Linked DNA regions of Homo sapiens: region 2 is linked to region 1. The links are chromatin loops, found by intact Hi-C in ENCODE. Cell type or tissue: heart left ventricle. All regions are shown on one strand.

The links. Peaks named below come from ENCODE experiments on the same cell type or tissue, not always from the same donor. Only the 100,000 strongest peaks of a DNase experiment are listed, where the experiment ranks them.
Region 2: it touches region 1 in a loop (2.2-fold over the local background); 7 of 110 quality-filtered maps call a loop at or near these places.

Annotation. Positions count from the first base shown.
Region 1 is chr4:139,737,025-139,745,024 of GRCh38, forward strand. All of the region lies in intron 2 of MAML3 (mastermind like transcriptional coactivator 3), which reads right to left. It also overlaps a transcript of MGST2 not described here. Among named protein-coding and RNA genes, the nearest start is that of MGST2, 75 kb to the left of the region's middle. RefSeq lists an enhancer at 3,422-3,922. In heart left ventricle, a CTCF peak has its summit at 3,693; DNase peaks (open chromatin) are centred at 3,347 and 3,817; H3K4me3 peaks cover 503 bases; H3K27ac peaks cover 1,787 bases.
Region 2 is chr4:139,858,487-139,866,486 of GRCh38, forward strand. The region is part of intron 2 of MAML3 (mastermind like transcriptional coactivator 3); the gene reads right to left. Among named protein-coding and RNA genes, the nearest start is that of MGST2, 200 kb to the left of the region's middle. In heart left ventricle, a CTCF peak has its summit at 3,234 (motif pointing left); no DNase peak of the experiment used is centred here.

The sequences.
Region 1 (8,000 bases):
TCCAGGACGGACTACTCCAGTTGCAACTGTGCTGTGGAGGCTGAGGAGCATCCATGACTGAGGAAGGGCGAGTCCCCTATAATGCCCTTGCTAAGGGGAGCATCAGACATCCCTAGACTTACAAGTCCCTCGTGTAATAAGGTGAACTATGGAAAGCTATGATTTGAGGAAAGTTCCCTCTGATTGAAAGAGTTCTTCAAATATGAAGAATGTAACACTTATGGGGCACCTACTCATTGCAAAACACTCTACTAGGGGCTTTCACCTGTATGTTTAACTCATTTTGTTGATTTTTTTTTTTTAAGCCCAAATTTCTGAGAGGTTAAGGAACTTGTCTGGTGGTGGCGTCTCTGGGATTCTGACTTTTCCACTGACCATAACATGCATCTGGTCTAAATTGAGCGGACCACCCAGGAGGATGTTGGAATAAAAAGAAATGGGAAGGGGGTGGGGAGAGGAATGGGCATAGAATAAAAAGGTAGAAACCCTTGGGATCAAAGGATGCAACTGAAAGAGCACCAAAATATGCATCATTTTTTTTAATATGTTGTCTGGTACCCAAAATTGGGATGCCTCTGTGGTATCAACTTTGACATTTAAAGAAAGGGCATAAGATTAGATCATTCAACCATAAGTGGAAGGAAGAAACAAAATAAAATAAAACCTTACAATTCCCTTTGAAGTTGATCAGGTGTCAAGGCAGTGATTTGGTTTTCTTTTACAAACTTTCTTTTTCCAGAAAAATTTTTACTGTGGGTTTGGAGAGGTGTTTACAATAAATTCATAGCAGAGCTCCAAAAGGGCCCACCCCATCTAATATCCTCTGTCTCAGCAGATTATTGAAGAAGATTGGATTAAAAGGTTTGTTTTGTGATGTGTGATGGTTGTGTCCCCAAGATGATTGAGTTTGAGGCAGAGTTCATCAATTTAGGAGGCTTATCACTGAAGCAGCAATAACTTGGGGCCCAATGCGAAGGCTGCTAAATGGGTCCAGCAAAGCTCTTGGTTCAGCTTCTAGAAAGGAACAGTGTACATTGGGGGAACCCCACAGGCCTGGGTAGAAACTCAGCTCCACCATGGGCCCAGTGACTGGCACATAACAAACAGCTTGTGGTTGTTATTCTTACTGCCGAAACCTCTTGATCATGCAGGGCATCCTTCAGGGTGAGGGAAGTGCTGTGTTTCTGGTGCTAGCTTTAGCTCCTAAAATAAAGGGGAACAAGACTTGTCATGGTCAGGCCAGGCATGGTGGCTCACGCCTGTAATCCCAGCACTTTGAGAGGCTAAGGCGGGTGGATCACCTGAGGTCAGGAGATCAAGACCAGCCTGGCCAACATGGTGAAACCCCATCTCTACTAAAATACAAAAATTAGCTGGGCTTGGTGGCGTGTGCCTGTAGTCCCAGTTACTCAGGAGGCTGAGGCAGGAGAATTGCTTGAACCTGGGAGGCGGAGGTTGCAGTGAGCCGAGATTGCACCACTGCACTCCAGCCTGGGCACAATACAGCGACACTCTGTCTCAAACAAACAAAAAAAAGGTCTTGGTCCCCATTATTTTAGGAGCTAAATGCTTAATTGATAGGGCAATTACTTAAAAAATATACATTTTGCCGATTCCTTCCTCTGCTGCCCAATTGCTGGGGAACATTTGAAAAACAATGCAGAAAAGTATAGATAGAAAAAAAGGTACAGAGAAAAAAAAATGCAGAAAAGTATAGATAGAAAAAAAGTATACAGAAAAAAGCTAACACTCATTTTTTACACTCAAAGGTAACCACTGTTAATATTTTGATGTGTTTTTATATTTCCTCCTAGTTTTATCCCAGATGCAATAACATATTTTTATGCTTATGATCATGGTATATACACAATTACACACACCTACTGATTCTTAACTAAGTAACATGGGAGAGGTAGAAGCTTCTAACTTTCCAAGTGCTTCCAAGTGATCATTTCCTGGCAGGATGATATCCTTATGGCATCCTTCCTGGCAAGGCTTTTAAGCTCCTTTGGGACCAAGACTATGAGTCTTCCCAGTATCCAGCACAGAGCTAGGGCCACAGCTGCAGCAAAATACAGATTTACTGAACTCAACTGACTAATTGGCTGGGATGAATTCTAGCCTAAACCAACATCAGGTATAACTGGAGATGACAAAATGATGGCCCTATAATGGACAGCTTCTCCGAGCTCCTGAGCTGACCCTCTGCTGAATGTTAAAGAAAGGGTTAAAGTTGGCAGTCCAGTGCTAAATGTGAGAATGCCACCAGCCACAGGAAGGTCAGCCTTTCAAGGCCCTTTTTTGCAGGGATAAAAGCAACAAAAATACCATTTGTCCTTATCAGTGCTTTGAACATAGTTACCATAAGTCCCTCCAATGGAAACACAACTTTGAGAGTTATGCTTTTCGTCTGCCTTTGATGTAAGTTATAGAGTCCTTTTGATCCCTTTCTTGTGATTAATTCCACCACCAAAGCAATTCTACATTGGTTAAAAGTTCATTAGTGTACAACAATAGAAGCTTGATTAAATAAATTATGGTACATCCATACCATGAATACTAGGCAGCCAATAAAAATCATGCCTCCTTAGACTATCTAATCACATAGGAAAAAGCTTACCATATATAGTTAAGAAAGGCAGGGGAGGAAAGCAGTTTTTTTTTTTTTTTCTTTTATGTCCTCAGGTGTTAAAACTAAAAAAAAAAAAAGAAAAAAGCAGTTTCTAAAAACACTAGCCACTGGATAGTCTTGTTAGACAAGAATTATAAGGGATTTTTATTTTTATACTTTTTCAAATTTTATATTATGAATATATATTACTTTTAGTATTATTTTTAAAAGCTTGTTAAGAATAAGGCTAAACTATTATGGAATGAAATGTAGAGTTCAAGAGGGGCCCAGGTTATGTCTGGGACCTGGACTATTTCTCCCTGAGCCCACCTTACGCTCTAGAGGGTGTAACAGACATGCTTAAGTGGCAGGTCCCCTTTTAAAACCTGTACATGGCTTCCACAACTGGGCTTGGATACAGGTTCAGCAACTAGGTCGGCTTTACATTGCTGCCACAAAGAGCTCCTAAGTCCCAGAGGAAGGGTACTGACCATCTTCCAAGAATTCTTTGGTCTACCTGGACAAGCCTGCTCTCTGTGGCACCACCCAGCTCTCTGTGGCTTTTCTCTGTCTTAGGCTTGAAGCCACAGTGCATGGCCAGAACCAGCCAGACCTTTGGAGTTCAAGAACTCGAGAGGTGGGTGAAAACTGCCATTGCCTCCACAGACTGTCTTCTCCGTGGAAAGAAGACCTGAGTCACCAGGGCTGGGAAACCTGCACCACTGAGACGAGCACAGCCTCTGCCGGCATGCAAGTGGCCGCTGTCAGGACACATGGACTGAAAGTGGTTTGTCAGCTGCTCCATTAGGTTTTTTTTACCCATATGTTTGCTACCTTTCTTTCCTTGATTTAAAAATAGGGAGGGGGAGCAGTCTCAGCTGTCTTCAGCTGCTAGGGAGATTTTTTTCCCCCTCCTGAGCTACTGTTTCCCCCAACCCGAGCCTTTCTCTCTTATTGTACCCACCCTTTCTGATGAAGTCATCAAAGCAAAGATTGCATAACTGATGCATAGGCCTATCTTGTGTTATACTGGGAGACAGGCCAATGTTTCCATTAATAGACAAGAGCACCACCACGCTGCCAAATGGAGCTCTCTGCTGCAACCACTACAAGACAGGAAGAAGGGAAGGGAAGGGAAGCTGAGTGCTCAGGGCATGCTGTGGAGGGAAGGCGAGGGCACTTCCCGCCGTCATCTCCAGAACCGCCACAGCCTTGGGAGGGGGGCTGAGAGAGATCAGTGCTGACTGCCTGAGAAGAGGCCTTCCACAAGCTGCCTTTCTGGTGTCCCCATGTTCTTCCTTCCTTCCTTCCAGAGGCCGTGAGAGGGAGGGCCCGTGTCAGCCTGCTCTGCCGGTTTCCCGACTGCTGAACCTGTCTGTGGGAAGCTGGGTTTGACTATGTGATGCTGAGGCTCTGAGAGGAGGGCTACCCTTTTCCCCACCCTCGGCCCCCATTCCTATGAGTAGAAGCCTGCCCAGCTGCGGTGGTGGGGTTTGAGGAGGCTAGGACTTAGAGCAGGGAAAAACAAGGAAGCAGAATGAAAAACAGAAACACTTAGAAATCTGGGATTGGTACTTCTCCTTATGTAAAGATTGTGGCTGACGACCAGCTTCTTAGAGGAAGCAAGTCTAGGAGAAGGGCTCATACCTGGTCCGTGAGGGCCTATGGGGGATCAGGGCATAAGACCACCTGACCCTGGGCCTTGCATCCACAAGAACCTTGAGTTTAGATTTTTAGACATATTCTTCGAACAAGGTTTTACATATATAGTCACTGAGAAATCCTGAGAGGATTGAAAAATAGCATCTATTTTACAGCTTTAAATTGTGCCCTGAGCTGAGCGTGGTGGCTCATGCCTGTAATCCCAGCACTTTGGGAGGCTGAGGTGGGAGGATTGCTTGAGTTCAGTTCAGGACCAGCCTGGGCAACAGCAAGACCTCATCTCTACTAAAAATAAAAAAATTAGCTGGGCATGGTGGTGTGCACCTGTAGTCCCAATTACTCAGGAGGCTGAGGTGGGAGGATCGCTTGAGCCTGGGAGGTTGAGGCTGCAGTGAGCTGTGATTGTGCCACTGCACTCCAGCTTGGGTGACAGAGTGAGACCCTGTCTCAAAAAAAATTCTGCCCTGTTATTAGATCGGGCTGCTCTAAGTCCATTATCAATTAACATTCTTTATATGTCCTGTGTTTATCTTGTGCACGGTATAATTGCCCTATGCTGTATTTTTTAAAATAAAAACATTGCATTTTTAAAACGCCCTATTGTCATTTCTTCATTTTGTAAATATACCTGGGCACTCCAAAAAATAGAAATGGCTCAGGTATTTTCTTAACCTTGAAAGACTTGGAGACACACGGGCATAAAAATAAGTTTTAGAAAGAATATAGCACTCAAAGAGGTCTAACACAGCCCTTGACTCCACGCCACACATACACATGGTAACCTGGATAAAGGAATCTGGAAACAATGAGAAATCATCCTCTCTACAGATCTTAAACTTTTCTTTTCTTTTCTTTTTTTTTTTTTTTTTGAGAGAGAGTCTCGCTCTGTCAGCCAGGCTGAAGTGCAGTGGCACAATCTCGGCTCACTGCAACCTCCGCCTCCCGGGCTCAAGCAATTCTTCTGCCTCAGCCTCCCTAGTAGCTGGGATTACAGGCGTGTGCCACCACGCCCGGCTAATTTTTGTATTTTTAGTAGAGGCAGGGTTTCACCGTGTTGGCCAGGCTGGTCTCAAACTCCTGACCCCAGGTAATCTGCCCGCCTTGGCCTCCCAAAGTGCTGGGACTACAGGCGAGAGCCACCGCACCTGGCCGTCTTAAACTTTTCACTCTTTAATCAGAACTCTTCTTGGGAAGCATGATTCAGCAGTGCTTGGCTTATAGTAGGCGCTCATAAAGGTTTGCTCTTAGTATCGTCCCTATTAATAATGAGGAAGTTAGAAACTTTAGGTGGGGCCTATATTTTCAGCTCAGATTTTGTTGGTTCTTAACGGTCACATCAGTTCCTCAGCTGTGTAAAGGAAAACATCCCTGTTTACAAATGACCACTTTTGCTTAGGATAAAAGTTAAGTTGGTAGCTAAATATGAAATGAGACCCTAGAATAAACATTCTTTATACGTCTTGTGTTTATCCTGTGCACAGTATAATTGCCCTTGGGAAGTTGATGGGAAACTTTTAGTGAGGAATAAATCCACCTTTTTGACTATAACAATAGAGGCCTTCAAAGATGGAGGTTATGCACCAAGTATTTTTTGCCACCTATCCCTTCTAAAAGCATAAATATTTTTGCTTAAACATCTGGGATGTAGCACCAGTTTCCTAATTTCTTTCCACCAGAAACTGAAGCCAAGTCTGACCTCCTTACCATGATATCCCCTCAAATGCCCACTACCACCCCCTCATTTTTCCCCAAAAGCTTTCTGGGGTAATTTCTCCTCTAGCTAGTTGACTTCATACCCACCTTCACTCTGCTTCCCAGATCCAGGCAGGCTGCTTTACAGCATAACCACGATTCACATATACACGTCTCCACCTAAAGTTACACGCCTCCTTTAAGAGCTGCTGCAACCATTACCACTTCTCTCCAAGGTGACTGCTTGTGGGAGGATAACAGCAGAACAGGAGGGGCAGGGTGATTAATGCTGGAGTAGGACAGGGAGATCTAACCTGCTGTTCAGGAGACTTCTCAACCTGAGAAAGCTTCCCGGACACTAGGGATCCTGTTTCTGGTCTTCCTTCCCTTTGGACCATTTCTCTGATAGACACCGTTTCTTGTACTTTGGCCCAAATAATTACTTTCCCCTTTGTGTTTCTGTTTCCCTTTATCCTCTCCCCCATTTTAAGAATACACAATTTCTCAATCAGCAATTATTAAACCTTTCTCAAGTCAACCAAACCTTTTCTGGAAGCTGACACTAAATATACATGGCTGTAAACTTGCTGAGGAGTGGAGGAGGGGTGAGTGGGGATGACAAACCTGGAAACTGAACTTGAAATCTGTCTCAGATCCCAAGGATACCACACGGGGAAAAGCCAGCCAGTGTGAGATTCCTTTCTTTATTTTCCTTAGGTTCTCAGGGGATAATTTGTACTGAAGGTTACTTTCTATAGAAAGCCTTGAGAACACTACCTCTTAATCATATTTAGAAGCATATAAAAAAGGTCGACAAGGCCAATCTTGATTTCTTTTTTCTTTGATGTAGTCACAGAGAATTTTGAAGGAAAGATGGGGTCTCTGAGTCCCCATTAATAAATAAAAGTAAGTCCTCATGTACATTCATGTACAGGGTGCTGAGAGCTCACATGTGGAGGGGCCATCCCTATGGCCATAGAGTCCTGCCATGGTCATTGTCACTAACAGTTGTCACTGCTGTAGCAGGGTCCCAGTCACTCTTAGTACCTCTCAGAGGTTTCTTGGGGACACAGCCCAAATATATCCTGTAGTCAGATGCACAAACACCTTGGGTAGGAACCTAGAGAGGTCTGGAATACTCTGATTCACCTTCTGCTAAGAGACTTAGATAAGGAAGGCTGACTAGGTCAGTTAAATTGATTGCCAGGGTGGCTGACCTAATAGAGGTTCAGGGATCTGGTTTGAGAACATGGAGCCTCAGACCCTTCCCTTCAAGCTGTGCAGCATTGCATATCCTTAGTGTCATTTTCAGTCTCAGCTTCCAGATCTTAGAGTTGATTTTTCTTAAAGAACACTCACAGCTAAAACAAACAAATAAAACAAATAAGCAAACAACCCACTTGCTTAATATGATATACCACCCCCCAGGAGCATGGGTTGTGGTTATAGCTTTGCTTGGGATTTTATGTGGAGTAAGTCACTGCATGGCTAACATGCAAATATTGCTCAGAAAACAAGTATACCTCCCCCTGAAGTCTGAGCACTAGAACACAATGTGTGGCGTGTATATTTTGCTATTAAAGTTTGCTTTCAATTTGAATATGCATCCCACTTTTTGAAAAACTTTTATTGCTCAAGGAGTCTGCACAGGCCCAGTACCCCAGCACAATGGCAGGGGCTATGGTGGGACTCTCAGACTCTCACTGCAGTGCAGCCACGGCCCCTGTCCTGGAGGGAGACTGAAATCCTAGTGCAGAGACAAGGTGCACTTCACGGAAAAGCTCAAAGATGACACCAGCTGGTCAAGAGGCAAGCTGTGTGGCGTGTGTTCTGTTTCCATTCGATTTCCATAGAGCCAGGCTGACCAGACCCGGGATGGGCAGAGTGGTGGCATGGCGTAGAAATAGGCCCAAATGTGGATACAAGGCACATGAGTTCTAGGCAGTGTTTGACCTGGGGCAAGTCACTGAACATTTCTAAGCTTCAGTATTCTCCTTTATGAAATGAGGAAGCCAGTCCAGGTAATCTCCAAGGT
Region 2 (8,000 bases), 120 kb after region 1:
AATTATTCCATTCAGTCAAACTATGAGACTCCACTTAAAAAATGAATTCATTGTACGTTCCTTGAATGCTAAGACCATGTCACATGCTTTTGTGCGTCCCACACAGCTAGTTAATACTCAGTAAAAATCACTGAAAGGAGTCCTGTGTTCTGAAGCACAAAGCCATGGAGTAGATTTGAGAGGGCGGCACTGCCTGAGGTCTTTGGGTTCCTCTCAAGCAGTGTCTCTGCTCCCGACCGCTCTGTGATCACCCGGGCAGCTCTTATTCACATGTGCCAGTCTATGGTTTCCGCATGTCACTAACCCTGCGAACACATCCAGGATACAATGCCTTCAACACTGGGAATCTCAGTGGACACTGAGAAATTTAGAATATGAACCACAGTTAAGACTGAAATTAATCATTACTGGATCTGAAGTCATCTACAATGAAGGGTTTCAAGATGAGCAGTATCTGTCTACTATGAACAAGACTGGAGTCTAGAAAACAGAGTAAAAACAGAAGTTTGAGGTATATCCCTCACCTCTGAGAATACCATCATGATTATGACTATACCAGCTCTCAGTGAATATCAAAAGGCAGCCCAAGTCATTAAAACCACACTCAAAAGCACCTCAGGATACCAGGAGTTGCTAATATAGTTAGTCAAATCATGTCCCAGGCATGCACTTCCAGGAAAAACATGAAAAACATCTCTGATTTTACCCTATGACACCAACATTAGCAGAGGTTCTACTACATTTTTTTTTTTTTTTTTGAGACAGGGTCTGGGTCTGTTGCCCAGGCTGGAGTGCAGTGGCATGATCACGGCTCACTGCAACCTCCACTTCCTGGGCTAAAGCAATCCTCCTGCCGGAGTAGCATAGGCCACTATGCCTGGCTAATTTTTTTTTTTTTTTTTCAGAGATGGGGTTTCACTATATTGCTCAGGCTGGTCTAGAACTTCTGGGCTCAAGCGACCCACCTGCCTCGACCTCCCAAAGTGCTGGGATTACAGGCGTGAGCCATCGTGCCCAGCCAAGTTCTACTATATTTTATGTAGAATACCTTGTATACTTCATATAGTATACCTATTACCATTGTGATAAAGAACACTGAAAATAGTGTTAACTTCAAAAATAATAACAAGCAGTATCTACTAAGTGCTAGGAACTGTGTTACTTGATTTATAGGCATTCTCTTATTTAATAGGCACAACAATTTTATGAGAAATATACTAAAATTATTCCCAATTTACAGATGAGTAATCTGAGACGTAAGGAGGTTAATTACCTTGCTTGTAATTAGCTGAGAACTAAAGCTTGAATCCTGCATTGTTAAACGCATCCTCTTAAATAATGTGTTAGCTCAGGTCTTCCAAAAAATCGACATCGAGAAGGTTTTAAACGTGTAAAGATTTTTTTTAGGGAAACCGTCTGTACGAGAGCAAACGAGAGCGGAGAGGCCTGAGCGCCACAGGGTGCAAGGCCGGAGTGACCGGACGAAGGCGTCGCGGGAGGGGCTAGAGGAGCAGCCACCGAGCCTCGAGTACCCGGGGGCAGGCGCGGGCCTCAGCGAGACGTGCTGCCGTTTCTATTGGAGAGACAAAATCTAAATGTTATCAGGAGGATTTTCATTTATCAGGAAAGCAACTCGAAAACCCACAGCCTGAGTTCCTGAAGCCCCTAGCTCCCTCCCAAGCCGCAGAGGCGTGGAAACGCCGTGGGGTCGGAGTCGCTTCCATGCGGATCCTGCGTTCACCAGCGCCCAAAAGAGGAGGCCTGCTTGGCTTCCCACCGCGCCCCAAAGAACGTTCTTCTGCAGATAGTCCCCTGGGTTCCCAGAAAGCCCTTGAGAGAGGGGCTTCTCTTGGCCATCTTCCAGAAAGTTCTCCATGAGGCATTTCCTGCGCCCTGGAGCCCATGGAAACAGGCAGGCAGTTGCGGGAGGGCATCCTCGCTGAACACGAGGCTGGGACACCAGTGGCTCTTCATCTTCCCTCTCTTATATTTTCTCTTGCCCCAGTCAAGCCAACCTTTGTTTTCCCACAAAATGAAGACAAATACGACAACCGTTTCCTTGATTTTGTTCAAACCTCAGGAAAGGCGGGCTTTGTCCACCGTCCTGCACCCACTTAGGCAGGGACTGGGCCAGGTGTGACGTCATCAATCTTCTGAGCTCTGGCTCCAGCTTAGGCTGTGCGCACACAATACGCATGCAAGGGCACTCAGTGGAGCCTTTGGATAAAGCTATGTATACATATACCTATGTATACATATACCTACAGTATGAGGTATTGTAGGTACTCAGTAAAAACACTGAGTTTGTTCTGTCCTGTTTGTGGTGGACGGATACTGCTCATTTTGAAACTCTTCATTATAGATGACTTTTGATCCGGTAATGATTAATTTCAGTCTTAACTGTGGTTCATTTTCTAAATTTCTCAGTGTCCATTTAGATCCCCAGTGTTGAGGTATTGTAGGTACTCAGTGTTTTTAAACTCAGGCAGTTTTATATACATAGATGTATATGATATATGTATATACAATACATGTATATACATAAAGATATATACATCTGTATATACTAAAAGATGAGACCTTCCTTTTCCCTGGCAGACCTGAAACCACAATGCGATCCATGCATCATTTTCCAGTCCTTGACTCTTGATCTTTCTGTAGTAGCCACCCTGAGACCTCGGGATCTCACTCCTGCCCAGCTGTCTTCATACCTCCTGGATCACTTCTTTCTTATTTCTCTTTCTCCCTGTTTTCTCTTTACTTGCCCTGTCTTTAAATGTTGGCATTCCCGAAGGCTCTATCCTCAACTCATTCTCTTCTCCCTGTATGATTTTATCCATCTCAGACATCCTTGGCCCCTGCTTCTTAATTTTTCTCTCTGCTCCTCCAAGCTTGCCTCACCATCTGAAATTCCACCTAGTCTACCCCAACATATCCTATCACTATTCTCTGTGTAAGGGTACTAAGATGTATGAATGTCTAACCAGCCGATGTGTGTGTGTGTGTGTGTGTGTGTGTGTGTGTAGTCTCACAGGCCTTACAACAATCAAGCAAAATAGGTATTAGAAATTCCACATTACAGATAAGGAAATCAAACTCACAGAGGTTTAGTTAATAGCCTGAAATGGAAAGTTGGCAAAGGTGGACCTTTATTTTGAACTGAGGTCTGTTGAAATTCAAGGGCAGCCTCTCCAACTCCTGTCGGGCTCTTGCACAGCTGCTTCTCCCACCTGCTGGTGGCTCCAGATACTCCCTGCTTGGTGTACCCTCAGTGGGCCTAGTTACCTTTTCCAGAAACGAATCTGATTATGTCTCTCCTTTTCTATAAGCCCCTGTTGATTACATTCCAGGATTAAGACCTTACGAGCTGGTTTGGCCAGTGGTTACCAAACTCATCTGCACACTGGAATCGCCTGGGGAGCCTTGAAAATTATCAATGCCGGCTGGGTGCAGTGGCTCATCCTATAATCCCAGCACTTTGGGAGGCTGAGGGGGGTGGACCACCTGAGGTCAGGAGTTCGAGACCAGCATGAGTAACATGGTGAAACCCTGTCTCTACTAAAAATACAAAAATTAGCTGGGCATGGTGGCAGGCACCTGTAATCCCAGCTACTTGGGATGCTGAGACAGGGGAATTGCTTGAACCTGGGAGACGGAGGTTGCAGTGAGCTGAGATCGTGCCATTGCACTCCAGCCTGGGCAACAAAAGCAAAACTCTTGTCTCAAAAACAAACAAACAAAAAAAACAAACTGATGCCTATGTCCCAGCCCCAGAGATTAAGAGTTCATTGGTCAGGGATGTGGCCTGTATTTTGACATTTTTTTAAAGACCCTAGGTTATTCTAGTGGGCAAACATGTTTGGAAACCACAGAGTTATCCACAGATGCCCCTCACATTCTGACTTTCTTATCTCTCCAGTAACTGCCTCCCCAACTCCAAACTGCGTTTGACCATCCAGCTCACTGTCTCGGAATTCCCTTTTTCTTGGACAAACTTCCACATCCTTTGATATTCAGCTCAAATATCTCTTCTGACCATTCATGTTGCCCTTTGTTTTTGTCACAGACCACTCATGCTATGCTGTAATCTTGCTGTTGACCCATTGGTCTCCCCAGACATGTGCTGGGTAAGAGTGGATACTCCTCCTCTTCACTATCTCTGTAGCTGCCACCCAGAACACAATGCATGGCAAAGAGGAGGTGCTCTGTAATGAACAAATGAATTAATAAGTCAATGAATACCCATATAAGAAGTGGAAAGGGCACTGGACTAGAATAGAACTAGAATAGGACTCTGGAGACCCAAATGTAGGTAGCAGTGTTGAGTGGAAAAGCTCGGAATATGGAGCAGTACAGGCTGGATTTGAACCTTGGCTCCAGTTATTAGCTATGGGACCCTTCTCAGGCTGTCAAAATACATCGAGTTTCACTTGCCTCTTCTACAAAATGGGAATAATAATAGAGATAACCCTGGCCAACATGGTGAAACCCTGTCTCTACTAAAAATACAAAAATTAGCTGGGCGTGGTGGCAGGTACCTGTAGTCCCAGCTACTCAGGAGGCTGAGGCAGGAAAGTCGCTTGAACCCAGGAGGCGGAGGATGCAGCGAGCCAAGGTTGCGCCACTGCACTCCAGCCTGGGTGACAGAGTGAGACTCTGTCTCCAAAAAAAAAAAAAAAAAAAATAGTAGTACCTTCATTACAGGGTTGCTGTGAAGGTGGGAGTTGATATATGTGAAATGCTTAGCATAATGTTTAACATTCAGGTGTTAAAAAATATGGTAAGTCTTATTCTTTGTTCATTTGTTTGTTGTGAGATTTCTGATTTCTGGCACATTACACACTTTTTCCTGTGCCCTTTTTTTTTTTTTTTTTTCCTTTTGAGACAGAGTTTTGCTCTTGTTGCCCAGGCTGGAGTGCAATGGTGTGATCTTGGCTCACGACAACCTGCACCTCCAGGGTTCAAGCAATTCTCCTGCCTCAGCCTCCTGAGTAGCTGGGATTACAGGCATGTGACATCATGCTTGGCAAATTTTGTATTTTTGGGAGAGACGGGGTTTCTCCATTTTGGTCAGGCTGGTCTCGAACTCCTGACCTTAGGTGATCCTCCCACAGTGCTGGGATTACAGGTGTGAGCCACCGTGCCCAGCTGCCTTTTCTTATTTATAAAATGAGCAGAGTAACATTGTTTCTTCCTCTCTCAAAAGGAAGATGAAAGTGGTGATTGCTCAAACACTCAGAACATAAAATGCTCTACAAATGTAACAAGTTACAATTAGTGTGCTATATTTGTGTTTACTTCCTAATTTCTGTACCTTCACTTTCTGTGGTAATACCAGAACATGGGTTTTTTTTTTTTTTTTTTTTTTTTGTACTAAAAACCCTTGACATGGGAGGGGAATATATCCAGAAACATTCTTGATGCCAAATTTGAACAAACTGCAAGAGCAGACAAGTTTCCCCACAAAACTCAACAAATTGTAACAAAATATTTCATTAGTGGGCACATCTTCAGGTCCATAATGATGTGACAAATACAGGACCAAAGAAACTTACAGAAGCTTGTAAAATAATATCTGCCATAAAATATAATTTTTCACCATAGGTGTCAATGACATCACTATTGTAGCAATTTCAGACATGAACTTAATAACATTTGTAAAAGGTAAATAGTGATGAAGAATAATAACAAATGATCATTTCATGAGAGCTACTTTGAGGTGGGTGACAGGCAGGGAAGCAGAGGCTGCAGGAAGATACAGACTCTGGGCCATGGTGTGGCTCATTCACAAACTTTCTGATGGGTGTGTTCCTTGCACAGGCTTCAAATTCACACTCCAGTATAATAATTAATTACTCATACTATGACTTACTTGTTGGCTTCACTTGTGATGAATAAAAATCTTTCATGGGCCAGGTGCGGCGGCTCACGCCTGTAATCCCAGCACTTTGGGAGGCCGAGGTGGGCAGATCACGAGGTCAAGAGATCAAGACCATCCTGGCCAACACGGTGAAACCTGTCTCTACTAAAAATACAAAAATTAGCTGGGTGTGGTGGTGTGTACCTGTAATTCCAGCTACTTGGGAGGCTGAGGCAGGAGAATTGCTTGAACCTGGGAGGCGGAGGTTGCAGTGAGCCAAGATCGCGTCACTGCCCTCCAGCCTGGCGACAGAGCGAGGCTCCGTCTCAAAAAAAAAAAAAAAAAAAAAAAAAGAAAAAGAAATCTTGAATGATAAATTCCTGATGACTAAAAGTCAACTATGTTCACTTACTCACTTCCTATAATTGCCATCAACATGTTTGGGAGCAAGAGGGACAATGTTACGCAGAATTATAGGACTCTCAAGGAATCTCAAATTCTCTGACTAGTAAGCTGATCAGAAAAAAAGTGAAATATGGATAAAAATACATTTAGGAAAATAGTAATGCAAACTTGCTTTTTTTTTTTTTTTTTTTTTTTTTTTTTTGCCACAAAGCTTTACTTGTTATGTTCTTCCCTCTTAAATCACTCAAACATTTTATTTATAAAACAAAGAATTTGTGAAATGGAGACAAATTATAATGTTGAAATATCATTAGAGTTTCCTTCAGTTCTACCAAGCATATTTGGGCAAAATTTAAAATATCCTTTCCTCTTTAATTCTGCAAATAGTGCAATTTCAAATACAGCAACTATCTTCTCTCTGTCTAGCTAAAAATTCAATGAAATACTTCACTTTATTTGTCTAAATAGTTATTCTTTTTCTCCTTGGAGAATCAAAATTAACCTTCAGTTGTGTTTTCTTTTAGGGGATACAATAAGGTGGAATGTTTCTTCTTGAATGGTTCAAGGGTCCAGTATCCATCATGAAAGAGGGGAAGGTGCAGAAATAAGATGGATCCAGGTGACCTTGGGGAGAAATCATTCCTAGTCCCTGCTTTTAGCTCCAAAACCATCCTTCTTTTGCCTTTCATATCCCTTGTCCCTGAATTACAGAGCCCTTTGACCTCTGTAAAAGGTTTTTTTTTTGTTTTTTTTTTTTTTCATTCTCTAACTAAACACAATAATAAATTAGGAGTCCCTATCTTTGTAGAAGTGGTCCAGGTTCTGGGCTTCTCCCTTCTTTTCATCAGCCTCTTTTTCCTCTTGTTTAACTCTTCCCAACTTATCCTCTTCCCCCCAAAATGAACTAGGCAGTCTTAATGACTCTGCCTTAATCTCCTCACCAAGTCTTTCTTCCTTTCTGCAGTTACGCCTTAGACATGCGCACTGAGGGGCTCCTGAGCTGGCCTCAGCCTTAGAGAGCCTGCTTGGGTCCTCCTCTGACCACATACATGTCTACCACCGCAAGTAGTCTGCAGAAGCAAGGCAAGAGCCTGTGTTCCCACCTCTAGACCATTCTTTGGATACCCGGAGCCCCAGATTCTCTGCTTAGAGAATTTCAAGTCTGTTTTCCCAGGTCCGTCTTCTGGAAGGTGGCCACACAGCTGTGTGCACCTCTAGGCCCAAAGAATGGCCAAGGGGCATGCAGGTGGACCTTGGAGGTATGGCCAGGAATGTCCCACAAATGTAGGAAGCTCCTGAGGTACAACACAGAGCCAGGGATGGAAAGGGAATTGGGTGGTCCAGGGAACCCAACCTGCAGAACCCCCAGGAGGCAGGGATTCTACATCAAACTGGCCTTCCCAGTGGCCACGAAGGTATACTTGTCAAGATCAGCTGATAGGACATATTGTACTTAATTGTTTGTTAGCTTGAAGTATAACAATTAAGGATGAGGCCTGTGGTACATCTGCACTCTTGCCTTGGGCTCCACAAATGTTAGGGAGGGACACGCTTGTCTCTCCTCACCCAGCGATTTTCCTGCAGATCTTCTCCAGTGCTAAATGCACATGGATTTAGGCAGTGAATACAGAACAAAGTTTGGACCTTCAGTGTGGCTGAGTGCCTATTCCTGGTAGCCAGGCCTTCTTTGCACCATCCCTCTGCCTCTTCAGACTCAGTCACCGACAGAAGGCAG